Linked DNA regions of Homo sapiens: region 1 is linked to region 2. Evidence: chromatin contacts called from ENCODE Hi-C or POLR2A ChIA-PET data. All regions are on one chromosome and are shown on one strand. Each heading gives the region's core, a stretch centred on a gene start or an enhancer-like site at or near the end of the contact. The rest is flanking DNA. Distances are from core to core; before and after follow the strand shown. Region 1 holds the start of CRKL (CRK like proto-oncogene, adaptor protein). Region 2 overlaps MED15 (mediator complex subunit 15).

Evidence for each region. Hi-C counts contacts between places; a loop is a spot of excess contacts on that map. ChIA-PET counts read pairs that join two places held with the same protein, here RNA polymerase II (POLR2A). Pooled maps may share reads with other maps.
Region 1: a loop to region 2 is called in a pooled map, with 2.6 times the contacts of the local background. The contact joins the promoter of CRKL here to the enhancer-like site in region 2. A Hi-C loop is called at or near these places in 4 of 50 pooled maps. POLR2A ChIA-PET finds 5 or more read pairs at or near these places in 2 of 52 experiments (CD4-positive, alpha-beta T cell and activated CD4-positive, alpha-beta T cell).

What each region holds. Positions count from the first base shown.
Region 1 is chr22:20,916,157-20,921,597 of GRCh38, forward strand. It overlaps CRKL (CRK like proto-oncogene, adaptor protein), which reads left to right and starts at 1,251. Exons shown (of 3, transcript NM_005207.4): 1 at 1,251-2,089. The coding sequence starts at 1,779. RefSeq lists a silencer at 1,168-1,617 and an enhancer at 1,908-1,967.
Region 2 is chr22:20,553,597-20,558,606 of GRCh38, forward strand. It overlaps MED15 (mediator complex subunit 15), which reads left to right. Exons shown (of 18, transcript NM_001003891.3): 5 at 1,340-1,552. Among named protein-coding and RNA genes, the nearest start is that of MED15, 48 kb to the left of the region's middle. RefSeq lists an enhancer at 547-716. Within about 2 kb of position 1,880, at least 4 of the 41 ENCODE cell types and tissues checked have a DNase peak (open chromatin) inside an H3K27ac peak, as active enhancers do.

The DNA of each region.
Region 1 (5,441 bases), core at 1-2,500, 360 kb after region 2:
TTGAGATGGGGAAATCAAGGCTGCAGTGAGCCATGATAGTTCCACTGCACTCCAGCCTGGGTGACAGAAGGAGAACCTGTCTCAAAAACAAACAAAATAAAACAAACAGGCTGGGCACGGTGGCTCACGCCTGTAATCCTAGCACTTTGGGAAGCTGAGGCAGGCAGATCACCTGAGGTCAGGAGTTTGAGACCAGCCTGGCCAACATGGTGAAACCCCGTTTCTACTAAAAATACAAAAATTAGCAGGGCATGGCGGCGGACAGCTGTAATCCCAGCTACTCGGGAGGCTGAGGCAGGAGAATCGCTTGAACCCGGGAGGCGGAGGTTGCAGTGAGCCGAGATCGCGCCCCTGCACTCCAACCTGGTGACAGAGCGAGACTCCGTCGAAAGAAGGAAAGGAAAGGGAAAGGGAAAGGAAAGGGAAAGGGAAAGGAAAGGAAGAGAGAGAGAGAGAGAAAGAAAAGAAAAGAAAAAAGAAAAGAAAGAAAGAAAGAAAGAAAGAAAGAAAGAAAGAAAGAAAGAAAGAAAACAAACAAAAACAAATAGGGATTAATAAATAGGCAGAAGCAGGCATAATCCGGGGCAGGGGAAGCCTCGGGGCCACGCCCGAGAGGCATTTGTATTTTACTTTCAGCAGTTCAGAGCCCATGATAGCCAGGTTACCCACTTGTGGACTTCCTTGACCACTTAATTGAGTCAATCTAACCCTCACCTTCTCTCTCCTCTCACTCCATTTAGCGGGTCACGTAGCCACTAGGGCTTCCTTAGCCTATCAGGCCACCTGGGGACTGAGTCATTCAGTCAGTCACCTATCTGGTGGTCACATCTGCCCCTGGGCTCATCCTTTTACTGGGCCACCTCGGCCCATCGGGACCTGTCAGTCCTTGACCTCCCTCAGGCCCCTAGGCTGGCCAGGTCGCCTCAGTGCCACGCCTCCCTGGCCCGCGATTCAGCCTGCACGTTACGCTTTGTTCCCAGAAGCAGGTTTTCGAAACGCGGTTCCCTCTCGGCTCCAGCTGTTTTCCTGCCAGCGCTGGGAGACCCGGCAGCCGCAGCGCCCCCAGCGGCGCGCAGCGGCCCAGGAAGAGAGTGCCTACCGCCGGCGCCTCTTCAGCCTCCTCCTGGAACGCGGGAGCGGGCGCGACCAGCGCCCACCCTGATCGTCGCGACGGTGCTCCTGATTGGCTGCGCTGTGTGACGTAACGGGAGGGCCCCGGCGGCCGCCGGGAGCCGGGGCCCAGCGCGTGCGCAGACGGAGCGCGCTGAGCGGAGGGGGAGGTGGCTGCCGCTTCTCCCGCGTCCGCCATTTTGTTGCTGTGGCTATTGGGAACAAGCTGGGCAAAAGCACCCCGGAGGCGCGACGCTCCTTCGAGTTCGGTGCCTCGTGTGACGGCGGGGGTCGGTGAAGACCCGTCGAGCTGCGGCGCCGGCGCGTTCCAGGCCGGGAGTCACTGGAGGCACCCCTGGGACGCCGAGCAGCCCGAGAACCCCGGGGTGGCCTCCGCTGCGGCTCGGGTTTGCCTGCCCCGACCCCCCGGCTCTGCCGTGCATTCCCGGGCGGCTCTCTCCGTGTGGCGGCCCCGGAGCAGGCGGGCGGCGTCGGAGGATGCTGCGGGCCCGGAGCCGAGAGGAAAGTGCTGGCCCAGCCCTCTGAGCGCTCCTCGAGGTGTGCGAGAGGCCCTTCCTCGGCCCCAAAGCCGTCTGCCGGGCTAAGGCGTGCAGAGCAGGCGAGGACAGCCGCCGCCCCTACCGCCGCAGAGTCCCCGGTCCAACACCATGTCCTCCGCCAGGTTCGACTCCTCGGACCGCTCCGCCTGGTATATGGGGCCGGTGTCTCGCCAGGAGGCGCAGACCCGGCTCCAGGGCCAGCGCCACGGTATGTTCCTCGTCCGCGATTCTTCCACCTGCCCTGGGGACTATGTGCTGTCGGTGTCCGAGAACTCGCGGGTCTCCCACTACATCATCAACTCGCTGCCCAACCGCCGTTTTAAGATCGGGGACCAGGAATTTGACCATTTGCCGGCCCTGCTGGAGTTTTACAAGATCCACTACCTGGACACCACCACCCTCATCGAGCCTGCGCCCAGGTACGCGAGAGCCCTCCCCGACCGCGGAGGAAGGTCGAGAACCGGGTCTGTCGAAGAGTGCTTGTATAGGGGGGTGGGGCGCGCTTGAACCCATATTCCCCGCATTCTGAACCAAATTATTTTCCAGAAGGCCTTCCTAACAGAAAGCTAGTGTCAGGATCTGGGTCACTGGATAAGAGGATGCGTTTTTTTTTTTTCCCTCTCACGAGGCTGTTTCTCAATGTGAAGAGGATGCGTTTTGAATGTTTAACGGTGGTTGCATAGTTAAAATGCACGCTTTTTGCCTTTCGTGACTTTCTCTGGGTGTAATACTGATGCAGGGATTTGTTGGTTTTTCTAAAAACCTCTTTTTTTTTTTTTTTTTTGAGACGGAGTCTCGCTGTGTCGCCAGGCTGGAGTGCAGTGGTGCGATCTCGGCTCACTGCAACCTCCGCCTCCCGGGTTCAAGCGATTCTCCTGCCTTAGCCTCCCGAGTAGCTGGGACTACTGGCTCACGCCACCACACCCAGCTAATTTTTGTATTTTTAGTAGAGACGGTGTTTCACCATGTTGGCCTGGATGGTCTCGATCTCTTGCCCTCGTGATCCGCCTGCCTCGGTCTCCCAAAATGCTGGGATTACAGGCGTGAGCCACCACACCCGGCCAAAAACCGTTTTTAAGCCATAGACTTCTTTGAGAATCTGAAGATAGCCGAGCACTCACCACCCCACCCCCACCCCCACCCCCACCCCTCCCCGCCAAAGGCACGTACACACAAGTTTGCACACCATCCCGGGTGCTTGTACTCCCTCCAGATCTCTGAACTCCAGGTTAAGAACTCCAGGACTGCAGCCTTTGGAACAGTCAAAAAAATGAAAATGCTTTAGCGTTTAGAAACAAAAAAACCTTTAACCAAAATATCAGAACTGTATATTGATACTGTGGTGCCAAGTTTGAAGCAGGCCAGACACCACCACTTTTATAGTACGTTAATTACAAAGATAAGAGAAGGTGCATTGGCTTCAGCGAGGATATTTTTTGGAAAATTTATTGCATATTTTCTCCCCGAGGACCATTAGTAGGCCAGAGATCAGTCTGGTTAATTTCCAAGGTGGAATTAGGCTAGAATGTTATTAAGGAAAATTTTTGAATGACACTTAGTTGTATCCTAGTTCAATTTCAGACATGCTTTTTGTGTTAAGTCTAATGATTTTGTATTTCTTATTTTAAAATTAACGCAAAGTGACCAAGCATTCTCTTTTCCAAGTGAAATACGTTATTTTAATTGATTAGTTGCTTTAATTTGCCTTAAGCGTTTTAGCAGAGATTTGCTTTTATTGTTGTGTTTGCCCTGTAACACTGATTTTATCAGAGGTTTCTTTTATTTAAATTATCCCAAATTTGAGTTGAAAAGTTGCCTAGAATTTTTAAAGTAACAAACTGGCCAGTTCGTTTCTTAAACATCTATTTTAAAAGGACTGGGTGTTGATACAGTTTTTCCAGGGTTAGATGTTTATGACTTTATGGATTTGTCGACCGGGTATTACTCTAAACTTTAAACATTAAAAGCTATTATAATTGAGGACACCAACTGTTTGCATAGTGGGATAGAGATAGAAAAAAAAAAGCCATGACAGTATAATGACTACAAGATTAACTACTGAACTAAATGGACTTTAAAAGTGGGGAGAAAGTGATTATAAATCAAATACTGTATAACAAAGACCAGGACACCAAGAATCTGATTGGTGAAACCTGCGGTTCCTGGCAGATGCTGGTAGTTGCAGTCAACTTTGAGCACAATATAATTCCAATTTAAGGAGTTGAGAATCTTAGAACCCACTGTAGTGAGATTTGTAATATGACTGAATAAATTCTTCCTCTCGTTTGTGAGCGTGAATTATATAATTAATACCAGGCATTCATTAAGCCATGCATATGCTTATGTTGAGGTCATGAGTACTAATAATACAGCTGTTTCAAAAAGCAAGTTAATGGGCGGGTGTGGTAGCTCACGCCAGTAATCCCAGCACTTTGGGAAGCCAAGCCGGGCGAATCACGAGGTCAGGAGTTCAAGACCATCTTGGCCAACATGGTGAAACCCCGTCTCTGCTAAAAATACAAAAAATTAGCTGGGCGTAGTGGTGGGTGCCTGTAATCCCAGCTACTCGGGAGGCTGAGGCAGGAGAATCGCTCGAACCCGGGAGGCGGAGGTTGCAGTGAGCCGAGATCGCGCCACTGCACAGCCCGGGTGACAGAGTGAGACTCTGTCTCAAAAAAAAAAAAGGAAAAAGTTAATGACTTGAGTCTCCTTCTAGAGGAAGGAAAAGAAGTATGCCGCTTCTCTCTATCCACAGAATCGCCTCCAGATTTTCCGTACATGCATGCATCTTCTTAGAGAACAAGCATGTAATTCTGTCTTTGCCCTCTTTCGTCCTTCCTTTACTGCAGCTGTACTAGGCTGCTCACTTATTCCCTGGTAGCCATCCTTCCTTACTCATACCTTTGTACCTTTGCACCTTTGCTCCAGCTGTTGGCTCTTCACTGACTGCCTTAACTACACCTCACTCTCCATCTGTTGAAATCCTACCTGTTGTTCCAGTCCCCTCACAGATTATAGGGCCTTTCTCTGACCCTACCCCTCACGTTCAGCTTTGTTTCTCCTTCTCTGTGCCCTCTGCCTCAGGCCTGTTGCTTTAATTTAGTTTTTCATTTTCCTAGGTATCTCTGAAGGAGATCACCATGCTGGTTGAATTAGATCCTGACTGAGTTTACTTTGTTATACTGAATCTTCGAATTGCCACTCCCAAGCCTGGTTTTCATGGCTTAGGTTTAACATGTTATTAGCCTTTTATAGAAAGCTAGTGACTACTAGAGCCTGGGCCAAACGGAAAACTCAGTGTAATGCTTCTTCGCATCCCAAACAGGGTACATTTAGTGGCTTAACTTTGCAGGCATCAAAACTGAGCTTTTAAAGCCAGAGTTTCATGCCTCTTGGCTAATATTTTGGTTTATCTTGCATAGCTAAAATTTGTAACAATAATGTCCTACTCGAAATTTAAGGACTGGTGGCTTGCATTGTTATAGTCTTATCCTTTTCATTAGAATGCTTCATAATTTTTAATTTTATATTTTTATTCAAATGTTTATAAGAGAATTATAACCCAGTGTAACCCAGTGTAGGTACTGGGAAAGATGTGTGACAGACATACTTTCTTCCTGTGGAACTCCTACTGTAGTGGAGAAGACAGACTGAAAAGTAGAAAAATAAAGTACTAGTAAGATCAATATACAGGAGGGACCTACCTGGGGTGGCGTGGTCAGAGAAAGCATGAAGCTAAGACCTGAGGGTAAAGAAGAACCCAGCCTAGGC
Region 2 (5,010 bases), core at 630-3,129:
GTGCTGTGGCTCATGCCTGTAATCCCAACACTGTGGGAGGCTGAGGCAGGCAGATCAGTTGAGGTCAGGAGTTCAAGACCAGCCTGGCCAACATGGTAAAACCCCATCTCTACTAAAAATACAAAAATAGCCGGGTGTGGTGGCATGCGTTGTAGTCCCAACTACTCAGGAGGCTGAGGCATGAGAATCGCTTGAACCTGGGAGGCTGAGGTTGCAGTGAGTTGAGATCGTGCCACTGCACTCCAACCTGGATGACTGAGTGAGACTCCATCTCAAAAAAAAAGTTTAGAAATCCATATTTTTAAATTTCAGCGTTTATCACATGAGGGGAATTCTGTCAATTCAGCCTTGGTCTCTGCTGACTAAGCTGCAAGGGAAGGGGTTTAACAGATCCAGGCTGGCCAACTGCATTCTGCCATTGGGAAGGGAGTGCACTGACCTCACAGGCTGCACGCCACTGTCTGCCCTGCCCTAGACAGTAGAGCTGTACATGCCAGCTGTCTCTGCCCATGTGGGTCTCACCTCTCAGCCAGGACAGGGATTCTTGGCCAACTGGGGCTGAGCGGCAGCAAGGGCATGTGGCCAGAACATCTGGGCCCCTTGGCATTGGAGCATGGGGTCCTGGGTACCACCCAGTTGTGTGGCATGGCGGTCCTGCCAGGACATACCTGTCTGTGGGTAGCTGTTTGCTGTGAAGTCCACACTGTTGTGACAATGGCATCCTTGTCCTTGGTTGTGGCATTGCTCACTGAGCTGCTGACCTGGTGGGCTTGGGACATTTCTCCTCAGTGCTCTGTGGAGCCCTCCTCTGCACCCCTAAGCTGTTCTGGCATGGTGGCCCTGCACACAGGGGCCCAGGCTGAGTTGGACTCTGCAACAGCACGAGTGGAGCTGTGTGTGCCTGTGGACTTGTGCCCTCCCTGGGAGAGCGTCCCCTGGCCACTGTGTTACCGCTTGCTCAGAAGGGCCCATCGTGCTTTGTACGCTCACCCAGCAGGAGGGCTGGACAGCCAGGAGAGGCAGGGGTTGCCACCTGCCCTCAAGGCCTCAGCCCATCTTTAGTGTATCTGCAGGCATCAGAGAGGTCATTTGTCCCTTAACATTAGGACTCTGGTCCAGGCCAGGCTAGAGGTATGGGTCATGCAGTGACCAACACACCTGGCGTCCTAGCCATTCATATTTGGGAGTCTCCAGGAGCCTAGTCTCTTACTGCTTGGGGCTGTGAGGGGATTGAGCCTGTAGGTAGGCGAGATCTGTGCTCTGTGAGCCTTACGCCCTTTGAGCCATGGTCAGTCTGGTAGGCCCTTTCCTGAGAAGCTCTGCCCTTGTGTTCCCACAGATCCTATGAATGCACTCCAGAGCCTGACTGGCGGACCTGCTGCGGGAGCCGCTGGAATTGGCATGCCTCCTCGGGGCCCGGGACAGTCTCTGGGCGGGATGGGTAGCCTTGGTGCCATGGGACAGCCAATGTCTCTCTCAGGGCAGCCGCCTCCTGGGACCTCGGGGATGGCCCCTCACAGCATGGCTGTCGTGTCTACGGCAACTCCACAGAGTGAGTACCACACTTCTTGGAGGATTTGCCGCTTTCCTTGCAAACGACAACACATTTTATTCCTGTGCTTATGATGGTATCAAGAAAAGCATGGAGAAGCTCCAAATCGCTCTGGTTTTTTTGTTTTTTAAATCTTTGTTGTATGTGGAGAGAAAAGGCTTCCAATTTTCGTTGAGCTCCCAGAAGGGTTAAGTGATGCTGGGCCCTCCTCCTCCTCCTAGCCCTGGGCAGGAGGGTGGGGATGGCCTGAGACTCCATCCAAAGGTTTGTGTTTTGTGGCTGAAATAGATACAGTGTGTTTCAGAGGGTTCTCAGCTACAAGGCAGGGCTGAGTGCCAGCAACCACAACTCCACTGTCTGCCCGAGCTCTGGGCACCATCTCTTCTAGTGCTGCCCTTGCCCCTTGGTCACCATGGGTGTGGCTTGCAGCCATATTATCTTCTGGCTTCCTTTCTGTGAAGGAGACTCTGTGTCCTCTCCACACGGCTGCTGTGGTGGGAAACTGGGCTGTGATCAGGTGTTATAGGTGAACCAAAGCTGCTCTAAAGGGGAGGCAAAGAACCTCCCTCTTCTTTCCAGGACCTGTCTTTTGAGACGGGGTCTCGCTCTGTGGGCCACATTGGAGTGCAGTGGCACAATCACGGCTCACTGCAGCCTGGACATCCTGGGCTCAGGTGATCCTCACACCACAGCCTCCAAAGTAGCTGGGACTATAGGCTCACAGCACCGCGCCCGGCTAATATTTTGTATTTTTTGTAGAGATGGGACTTCACCATGTTGCCCAGGCTTATCTTGAACTCCTGGGCTCAAGCGATCTGCTCACCTCGGCCTCCCAAAGTGTTGGGATTACAGGCGTGAGCCAACGCGCCTGCCCTTAGGACCTATCTTGATGTATCCTTGAGTCCCATCAACATTTCTTAGAGTGTGCTGTGCCCACTGCAAAGTGCTTTAGTGTTTTTTTCCCCTTTCATGTAACTTTTTATTTTTAAAATAGGAGTCACAGGAAGTTGTGGAATAGCATAGAGAGTTCCCACATGCCCTTTACCCAGCTCTCCCCAATAATAGTATCTTACATAGAACATTGTCAAAACCAAGAAATTAATGTTGAGGCAGTGTAATCACCTCAGTTAGAGACTTAGCTTGGACTTCATCAGTTTTTTTTTTTTTTTTGAGACAGAGTTTCACTCTTGTTGCCCAGGCTGGAGTGCAGTGGTGTGATCTCAGCTCACTGCAACTTCTGCCTTCCGAGTTCAAGCAGTTCTCTTGCCTCAGCCTCCGACTACCTGGGACTACAGGCGCCTGCCACCATGCCCAGCTAATTTTATATTTTTAGTGGAGATGGGGTTTCACCATGTTGGCCAGGCTGGTCTCAAACTCCTGACCTCAAGTGATCTTCTCTCCTGAGCCTCCCAAAGTGCTGGGATTACAGACGTGAGCCATCACGCCCAGCCGACTTCATCAGTTTTTTTACACTCATTCTTGGGCTACATATATGGGTATGTGTAGGTCTGTGAGATTTTACCACGTGTCAAATCAAGTAGCCATCACCACAATTGGCATGCGGAGCCGTTCCATTACCACCAACCAACTCTCTTGTGTTACCTCTCAGAGATCGCGCCCTCCCTCCAGCCTTAAGCAGTGACAATTGCTGATCTGTTGTGTGTCTCTGTAGTTCTGTCCCTTTGTGAATGTTGTATAAATGGAATCATACCATATGTGACTTTTTGAGATTGGCTTTTTAAATTCAATCTGATACCCTTGAGACCCAGCCAGGTTTTATCAGTAATTCATTCCTTTTCATCACTAAGTAGTGTTCCATGGAACGGATTTTCCACAGTTTGCTTATTCATTCACCCATGAAGGACATTTGGGTTGTTTCCTGCTTTTGCTTACTATTATGCAAACAAAGCTGCTGTGGATATCTGTGTACAGGCTTCAGTGCTTCAATATATTTTTGTCACACATCCCTCATGATAACCCTATGAAGAGGGCAGCATCGCCCCCTCTGCTTTGTCAGTGTAGCAGCTGCTAAGGAGAACTGGAGTCACACCCCAGGCCAAGAGCTGGGATCGAAGCTGCTGCCTGACCCCATCCTCACACTCCTACCCTATCCTGTGTCAGGTTTCCTCTTCTTTGGGGCCATAGGCATCCTCATTTCTACCCACTCCTGCTCTGGAATCTTCCTCCATCCCAAGCCACCTTCCCTTCTCATACCTTAATTCTCCTCTTACTTCCTGTTGTCTAACTCTCAGCACGTGCTGGTTTCCTCATCCTAGAACAATCTGCCTGGTTCTTCGTCCCAAGCTCTCATTACCTCACTATTTTTAGCACATCAGATAAGTACACCAGCTGGGTTTAGGGAGGACCCACAGAAGTGCCGGCTCAAGTTCCTTGTCACGTTCTACTCTTGTGTACTTGGTGCATTTTTTTTTTAATCATGAGCTTATACTTGATAATAAATTGTTTTTAAATGTATGAGTTTAGAATGCTCACATGAGTTGCCTTGTCATCCCACTTCAGAGACTTTGTCTTAAACCAGTTCTTTGTCAGAAGTTCAGTGGTGAAGCTTGATATCCTGCCCACGCCCTCCCCAGTCTGGCCTTGGCCCCCACATCCTGTTTTTAGCTTCCAAGGGGACTGGTCTTCTGTGTGGCACTAGTTGAAAGTTACAGTGGGGGCTGGGCACGGTGGCTCACGCCTGTAATCCCAGCACTTTGGGAGGCTGAGGCGGGCGGATCACGAGGTCAGGAGATCGAGACCATCCTGGCTAACACGGTGAGACCCCGTCTCTACTAAAAATACAAAAAATTAGCCGGGCGTAGTGGTGGGTGCCTGTAGTCCCAGCTACTCGGGAGACTAAGGCAGGAGAATGGCATGAACCTGGGAGGCGGAGCTTGCAGGGGGCGAGATCGTGCCACTGCACTCCAGCCTGGGCAACAGAGCGAGACTCTGTCTCAAAAGAAAAAAGAAAAAGTTACAGTGGATTCTCTACTTCAGGATCTTGTTACCACCTTTGTCAGAGGCCAACTCTCCCTGCCCTTCACCACTTGCCTCCCTGGTCTCCCTGAAACTAGTAGTGTTGTCTGATGGGCATTTGATACCCCTTCCTGACACCTTTCCCAAAGACTACTGCATGATTAAGGCCCTTTCAGATCTTCATCTAGTGCCACCAAGAGGACAGAGCCTGGGTCAGAGGTTTTGCCAGGGACTCTCAAAGGGTAGGCCAGGGGACATTGTGATAGTTTTCAGGTGACCCAGGTTAGTCGGAAAAGGCTGAAACTGCTGGTTGTTCCTATGGCTGGGGCTGCAGTACAGAGTTGGAAGCAAAGCTTTTCACTCTGCGCATTTTTGTTTCTCATGAGTTTTATATGACGTGCATGTAAAGCCGACTTTAAAAATAATTTCTACTGCCAGTTGTGTGATGGACTGGGGTGCTGAGGACATGTTCTCCTCCTGGA